Linked DNA regions of Homo sapiens: region 1 is linked to region 2. Evidence: read pairs that join two places in POLR2A ChIA-PET (ENCODE). Cell type or tissue: OCI-LY7. All regions are shown on one strand.

The links. Peaks named below come from ENCODE experiments on the same cell type or tissue, not always from the same donor. Only the 100,000 strongest peaks of a DNase experiment are listed, where the experiment ranks them.
Region 1: POLR2A ChIA-PET joins it to region 2 with 7 read pairs; 4 of 35 experiments call an interaction of 5 or more read pairs at or near these places.

What each region holds. Positions count from the first base shown.
Region 1 is chr20:35,840,535-35,844,534 of GRCh38, forward strand. It overlaps PHF20 (PHD finger protein 20), which reads left to right. Exons shown (of 18, transcript NM_016436.5): 3 at 2,039-2,210. Among named protein-coding and RNA genes, the nearest start is that of PHF20, 71 kb to the left of the region's middle. In OCI-LY7, no CTCF peak of the experiment used is centred here; no DNase peak of the experiment used is centred here.
Region 2 is chr20:35,500,456-35,504,455 of GRCh38, forward strand. It overlaps CEP250 (centrosomal protein 250), which reads left to right. Exons shown (of 35, transcript NM_007186.6): 29 at 1,390-1,511; 30 at 1,935-4,000. Among named protein-coding and RNA genes, the nearest start is that of CEP250-AS1, 11 kb to the left of the region's middle. In OCI-LY7, no CTCF peak of the experiment used is centred here; a DNase peak (open chromatin) is centred at 2,046; H3K4me3 peaks cover 339 bases; H3K27ac peaks cover 1,665 bases.

The DNA of each region.
Region 1 (4,000 bases), 340 kb after region 2:
CCACAATCGTAGCTGTGATCTGGTCAGGAAGTCACTACTGGCACTGCCATCTGCACCACTGCTGCTTGACATGCATGAAACTGATGATTAGACATTAGGCTCTGGCTTATTGCAGACCAGCAGCAGCAGCAGCAGCAGCAACATCTGGGAGCTTGTGAGAGCTCTTAGGCCCCAGCTTGGCATACTGAATCAGAATCTTCATTTCAACAGGATACCTTGATGATTTACATGTGTGTGGAAGCTTGATAGGCCTTGTACTGGACCTGGCCACTAACCCAAGGGTCTTTATGACCTTGGCCACCAATTGTAAGGAAGTCAGGGAAATGTAGTTGTTGATTTTCCTAACTCTCAGTCTAGAAAGAAGGTTGAATGGAGGTTGAAAGAAACCATCTACTGAACTGACCACACTTTTCCACAAGTAACCTTTGTTGTTTCTTGGGCATCCTTCCAGATACTTTATGCATATATAAGCATATGTGAATACATATCCTTTTTTCTCCTCTTTAAAAAGTAAGTCAGGTGTGGTAGCTCATGCCTGTAATTCCAGCATTTGGGGAGGCTGAGCCAGGATCTGCTATCCTGGGCAGATAGCTTGAGCCCAGGAGTTTGAGACCAGCCTGGGCAACGTAACAGAACTCCATCTCTACAAAAAATACAAAAATTAGCACTGTATGGTGGTGTGTGCCTGTAGTCTCAACTACTTGGGAGGCTGAGGCTGGAGGGACACGAGCTGGGGAGAGGGAGGTTGCAGTGAGCCGAGATCACGCCACTGTACTTCGGCCTGGGTGACAGAGTGAGACCCTGTCTCAATCAATCAATCAATCAATCAAAATAAAACGAAACAATAGCTTAGCATATACAGTGTTCTGAATCATATAACTGTATATCTTAGAAGAGCTTTCCATATCTTGACAGATAAAATCATCTTGTTCTTTTTAATAACCGCGTAGTATAAGGCTGGGCACGGTGGCTCATGCCTGTAATGCTAGCACTTTGGGAGGCTGAGGTGGGCGGATCATGAGGTCAAGAGATCGAGACCATCCTGGCCAACATGGTGAAATCCCGTTTCTACTAAAAATACAAAAATTAGCTGGGTGTGGTGGCACGTACCTGTAGTCCCAGATACTCAGGAAGCTGAGGCAGGAGAATCACTTGAATCAGGGAGGTGGAGGTTGCAGAGAGCTGAGATCGCGCCACTGCCCTCCAGCATAGCGACAGAGCGAGACCCTGTCTCAAAAAAACAAACAAACAACAACCAAAAAAACTGCACAGTATTCCATTATATTGCTTATAAATGCTTAAAATTGAGACTGTCTGATACAGTCTGGGTTGCATGGTCATTCTGATTTATTGGCACATGTAAAATCTAATCTAGTTGTTAAATCCTTAATGTTTTCTTCCTGCCTCTTGTGTGCTCAAGTCTTCTGTGTATGTCATCTTGTTTAATCCACACTACAACCCAGTGTGCTTCTTCCACTTTACATGAGGGAACTCAGGCTCTGAAAGTTTAATTTAATGGTTCATAAACTGGCCGGGCACAGTGGTTCACCCTTGTAATCTCAGCACTCTGGGAGGTTGAGGCGGGCAGATCACCTAAGGTCGGGAGTTCGAGACCAGCCTGGCCAACATGGCGAAACCCCATCTCTACTAAAAATACAAAAATTAGCTGGGCATGGTGGCGGGCGCTGTAATCCCCGCTACTCGGGAGGCTGAGGCAGGGAGAATTGCTTGAACCCAGGAGGTTGCGGTGAGCCAAGATCACACCACTGCACTCCAGCCTGGGTGACAGAGCGAGACTCTGTCTCAAAAATAAAATAAAATAAAATAGTTCATAAACTAAGGAATATGCAGGTTAGGATTTGGACCTCAAGTCTGTTACCCTCCATAATTTGTGATTTGACCCAACTACACAGAGTCTCTAAACGGTAGGCCTGGTAACCTTCTCCTTTGGGAAGAGGTTTGGAAATGTACCATTATGGATATTTGGATATTTGGGGTGGGTATTAAAGGAATGCCAATTTTTTTTTTTCTGACTCAGGTATCCAGCTCACATAGAAGACATTGACTACGAGGAAGGAAAAGTACTCATCCATTTCAAGCGTTGGAACCATCGTTATGATGAGTGGTTCTGCTGGGACAGTCCTTATTTACGCCCTTTAGAGAAAATACAGCTGAGGAAAGAGGGCTTGCATGAAGAGGATGGATCTTCTGTGAGTAACAAATCTGGGAAGTTCTGTAGTATGCAAGGTCAGCCATTGGGCTGTTTGTGTTTCAATCTTTGATGTTAGTAGCAGCTGGAGACCAGTTCTTATTTAGGCCTATAGTTGTAACCCTGAGATCTCTATGACACCTGGGGCTCTTGAAGAATCCCAATTTTGTTTGTTTGTTTTTTGAGACGGAGTCTCGCTGTGTTGCCCAGGCTGGAGTGCAGTGGTGCAGTCTCTGCTCACTGCAGTCTCCACCTCTCGGGTTCAAGCGATTCTCGTGCCTCAGCCTCCCTAGTAGCTGGGATTACAGGTGCCCACCCTGGCTAATTTTTGTATTTTTAGTAGAGATGGGGTTTTGCCATCTTGGCCAGGCTGGTCTCAAACTCCTGACCAATTTTACGGCATTGTATCCCTAACTTCTAGAACACTGCCTGGCACATTGTAGATCTTCTGATCTTTTGTTAAGCTGTCTGGTCTTTTGTTAAGTGATCATTCTGGCCAGGCGTGGTGGCTCACACCTGTAATCCCAGCACTTTGGGAGGCGGAGACAGGCAAATCACAAGATCGGGAGTTTGAGACCAGCCTGGCCAACATGGTGAAACCCCACCTCTACTAAAAATACAAAAAATTAGCTGGATATAGTGGCGGGCGCCTGTAATACCAGCTACTCGGGAGGCTGAGGCAGGAGAATCGCTTGAACCCAGGAGGCGGAGGTTGCAGTGAGCCAAGATGATCATGCCACTCCACTCCAGCCCGGGTGACAGAGTGATATTCCATCTCAAAAAAAAAAAAAAAAAAAAAAGTGATCATTCCATGTAGAACGTTGTACTAAGTCTCATATGCAAGGTCTTCTTCTTTTGAGACAGGGTCTTGCTCTGTTGCCCAGACGGGAATGCAGTGGTGCAATCATGGCTCACTGCAGCCTCAATCTCCCAGGCTCAAGCGATCTTTCCACTTCAACTTCCCAAGTAGCTGGGACCACGGGCCCACCACACCCGGCTAATTTTTAAATTTTTTTATAGAGACAGTGTCTCGTATTGTTGCCCAGGCTGGTCTTGAACTCCGGGCTCAAGTGATCCTCCCGCCTTGGTCTCCCACAGTGCTAGGATTATAGGTGTAAGCTCGTCCTGCAGAGTCTTTTATAAGCCCTTAAAGAACTTGGAATTGATTGGACTGTATTCCATTTTTCTAAATTTTATCTCTATGCCTGGAGCTTTTACTGACTTCAAAATGCAGTATGAAGTATTAGTTTTAAGGTTTTTTTGTTTTGTTTTGTTTTAAGCAGTGAAAGCACAGATTTATTGAAATGAAAGTACACTCCACAGAGTGGGAGCGGGCTCAAGCAAGTAGCTCAAGAGCCGTTTTTTTGGTTTGTTTTTGAGACGGGGTCTTGCTCTGTTGCTCAGGCTGGAGTGCAGTGGCTCGATCTCACCTCACTGCAACCTCCATCTCCTGGGTTCAAGCGATTCCCCTGCCTTATCCTCCTGAGTAGCTGGGACTACAGGTGCGTGCCACCACACCTGGCTAATTTTTTGTATTTTTAGTACAGATGGGGTTTCACTGTGTTAGCCATGATGGTCTCGATTTCCTGACCTCGTGATCCGCCTGCCTCGGCCTCTCAAAGTCCTGGCATTACAGGTGTGAGCCACCGCGCCCAGCCGGTTTTTTTTTTTTGGTTTTTTTTTTTTTTGATAATGTTGTCCAGCTTTATTTTTGCTTTCTTGCCAAAGATTTGTCAAGCTCCTCACTCTGTCATTATAAAATTCCCACCCTGAGAATCTCCCATTTTTCTT
Region 2 (4,000 bases):
CCGGGGTCTCTAGGAGCTCCTGCACAATTATAGGATTGGGGGCTAGAAGGGACCTCCAGTGTCATCTGGCTCAACCCTGTCTGGAATTGAGGGCCAAGGCTCTCTGTGATGAGGATGAGGACATATTGGGATGATTACCAGGCAGCGCTGGGGCTGGCAGCAGCAGGGAGTGCTTGAACTCCTGGCCTCAAGTGATCCGCCTGCCTCGACCTCCCAAAGTGCTAGGATTACAGGCGTGAGCCACTGCGCCCAGCTGCACTGCATTATTTACCCAGAAATGTGAGGTGAGATCTAGATGCACTTCCAAAGGGGTGCTGACCACCTTGAACTATTTTTTCAGCTTTGCTTGGCCTTTGAGGCCCATCCTGGAAGAAGAGATTAGGAGGAACAGATTTGATGAACTGAAAGAAGGAAATGGCTGGGCTTCCATTTTCTGTCTCTGTAGATTTAAAAATTAAAAAAATTGGAGACCCAGGGCCAGGACTGTAAGAACATTATAAAACTGCATCTTTTGTCATCCATGTTACTTATTTTTATCATCTTCAACTGTGTCCTCCAAGTTAGCCTTTGGTAGCTGAGGGATTATGAGCTTATTTGGGAGAAAGCAAAGAGAGGGGATCTGGGGAGGATATATCCATGTGCCAGCCAAGGACTAGAAAGTGTCATGACTCCTTACAAAGGACAGGAGAGGAAGGGTCTTGAAGCTCAAGTTTCTACTGTAAAAGAGAAGAGTTAGCCGGGTGTGGTGGTGGGCACCTGTAATCCCAACTACTCGGGAGGCTGAGGCAGGGGAATCGCTTGAACCCGGGAGGTGGAGGTTGCAGTGAGCCGAGATTGTGCCACTGCATTCCAGCCTGGGTGACAGAGCAAGACTCCATCTCAAAAAAAGAAAAAAAGAGAAGAGGACACCTTGGGTCTGGGCCTTTTTTGAGGCCGTTTGAGGGTTCCCTGAGAGCCACAAAAATAATGGGATTCCAACGCCTGTTGCAGAAATGGTGGGCAACCAGCAGAGCCACCCGGGTCTCTAGGAGCTCCTGCACAATTATAGGACTGGGGGCTAGAAGGAACCTCCAGTGTCATCTGGCTCAACCCTGTCTGGAATTGAGGGCCAAGGCTCTCTGTGATGAGGATGAGGACATATTGGGATGATTACCAGGCAGTGCTGGGGCTGGCAGCAGCAGGGAGTGCTGCCAGGCAAATAGAAGCAGCTGGCATCTGCCAGCTCTTGATGTCCTTGATATCTCTAGGACACTGGATATAATTTTCTCCTTCTTGGCCTTCCTTCCCTTTGAATCTGTTCCCCATCCTCCATCTGCCTCTATATCCCTCTATATCCCAAACATGGGTCTTACTCCACTACCTCTCCTCTCCTCTCCTCTCTTCTCAAAGAGAAATCTAAGTGGGAAGGAAAGCAGAACTCCCTAGAATCTGAGCTGATGGAACTACATGAAACTATGGCATCCTTACAGAGTCGCCTGCGGAGAGCAGAGCTACAGCGAATGGAAGCCCAGGTAAAGTGGTACTGGTTTCAGGGAGGGGTTTGCCTCAGGAGTAGTCCCTTGGGCCCACCTTGGCCTGTGGTCCTGTGTCCCACTTCCTTCAGCAAGTCTGTCAGTTCCTCTGGCTGTCTCCATGTCCCTGGGGGCCATTATTCAGGTTCCAATGAATCCTCCTTCAATTGCTTTTTCTGAATTGAGGTTGATATTTTTGCCCCTTGTCCTGAAGGACCAGCGTCTCCCCTGGGCATAGCAGAGTCCTGGAAGGTGGTAGGGATGCCCTTTTACAGTATCAGCTTAAGTGGAATATACCACCACTTTTTTTTGCCCAAGTCCTTATCACTGCTAGTGCCACAAAATAAGAAAGAGAAGGGTCGGTGTTGGGGTGACAGTAGCAGGGAAGTGTAGTCTAAAGTGGCTTTTCATCTTGTCTTCTAGGGTGAGCGAGAGTTACTTCAGGCAGCCAAGGAGAACCTGACAGCCCAGGTGGAACACCTGCAAGCAGCTGTCGTAGAAGCCAGGGCTCAGGCAAGTGCTGCTGGCATCCTGGAAGAAGACCTGAGAACGGCTCGCTCAGCACTGAAGCTGAAAAATGAGGAAGTAGAGAGTGAGCGTGAGAGAGCCCAGGCTCTGCAAGAGCAGGGCGAACTGAAGGTGGCCCAAGGGAAGGCTCTGCAAGAGAATTTGGCCCTCCTGACCCAGACCCTAGCTGAAAGAGAAGAGGAGGTGGAGACTCTGCGGGGACAAATCCAGGAACTGGAGAAGCAACGGGAAATGCAGAAGGCTGCTTTGGAATTGCTGTCTCTGGACCTGAAGAAGAGGAACCAAGAGGTAGATCTGCAGCAAGAACAGATTCAGGAGCTAGAGAAGTGTAGGTCTGTTTTAGAGCATCTGCCCATGGCCGTCCAGGAGCGAGAGCAGAAGCTGACTGTGCAGAGGGAGCAGATCAGAGAGCTCGAGAAGGATCGGGAGACTCAGAGGAACGTCTTGGAGCATCAGCTTCTAGAACTTGAGAAGAAAGACCAAATGATTGAGTCCCAGAGAGGACAGGTTCAGGACCTGAAAAAGCAGTTGGTTACTCTGGAATGCCTGGCCCTGGAACTGGAGGAAAACCATCACAAGATGGAGTGCCAGCAAAAACTGATCAAGGAGCTGGAGGGCCAGAGGGAAACCCAGAGAGTGGCTTTGACCCACCTTACGCTGGACCTAGAAGAAAGGAGCCAGGAGCTGCAGGCACAAAGCAGCCAGATCCATGACCTGGAGAGCCACAGCACCGTTCTGGCAAGAGAGCTGCAGGAGAGGGACCAGGAGGTGAAGTCTCAGCGAGAACAGATCGAGGAGCTGCAGAGGCAGAAAGAGCATCTGACTCAGGATCTCGAGAGGAGAGACCAGGAGCTGATGCTGCAGAAGGAGAGGATTCAGGTTCTCGAGGATCAGAGGACCCGGCAGACCAAGATCCTGGAGGAGGACCTGGAACAGATCAAGCTGTCCTTGAGAGAGCGAGGCCGGGAGCTGACCACTCAGAGGCAGCTGATGCAGGAACGGGCAGAGGAAGGGAAGGGCCCAAGTAAAGCACAGCGCGGGAGCCTAGAGCACATGAAGCTGATCCTGCGTGATAAGGAGAAGGAGGTGGAATGTCAGCAGGAGCATATCCATGAACTCCAGGAGCTCAAAGACCAGCTGGAGCAGCAGCTCCAGGGCCTGCACAGGAAGGTAGGTGAGACCAGCCTCCTCCTGTCCCAGCGAGAGCAGGAAATAGTGGTCCTGCAGCAGCAACTGCAGGAAGCCAGGGAACAAGGGGAGCTGAAGGAGCAGTCACTTCAGAGTCAACTGGATGAGGCCCAGAGAGCCCTAGCCCAGAGGGACCAGGAACTGGAGGCTCTGCAGCAAGAACAGCAGCAGGCCCAGGGACAGGAGGAGAGGGTGAAGGAAAAGGCAGACGCCCTCCAGGGAGCTCTGGAGCAAGCCCATATGACACTGAAGGAGCGTCATGGAGAGCTTCAGGACCACAAGGAACAGGCACGAAGGCTGGAGGAAGAGCTGGCAGTGGAGGGACGGCGGGTCCAGGCCCTGGAGGAGGTGCTGGGAGACCTAAGGGCTGAGTCTCGGGAACAGGAGAAAGCTCTGTTGGCCCTCCAGCAGCAGTGTGCTGAGCAGGCACAGGAGCATGAGGTGGAGACCAGGGCCCTGCAGGACAGCTGGCTGCAGGCCCAGGCAGTGCTCAAGGAACGGGACCAGGAGCTGGAAGCTCTGCGGGCAGAAAGTCAGTCCTCCCGGCATCAGGAGGAGGCTGCCCGGGCCCGGGCTGAGGCTCTGCAGGAGGCCCTTGGCAAGGCTCATGCTGCCCTGCAGGGGAAAGAGCAGCATCTCCTCGAGCAGGCAGAATTGAGCCGCAGTCTGGAGGCCAGCACTGCAACCCTGCAAGCCTCCCTGGATGCCTGCCAGGCACACAGTCGGCAGCTGGAGGAGGCTCTGAGGATACAAGAAGGTGAGATCCAGGACCA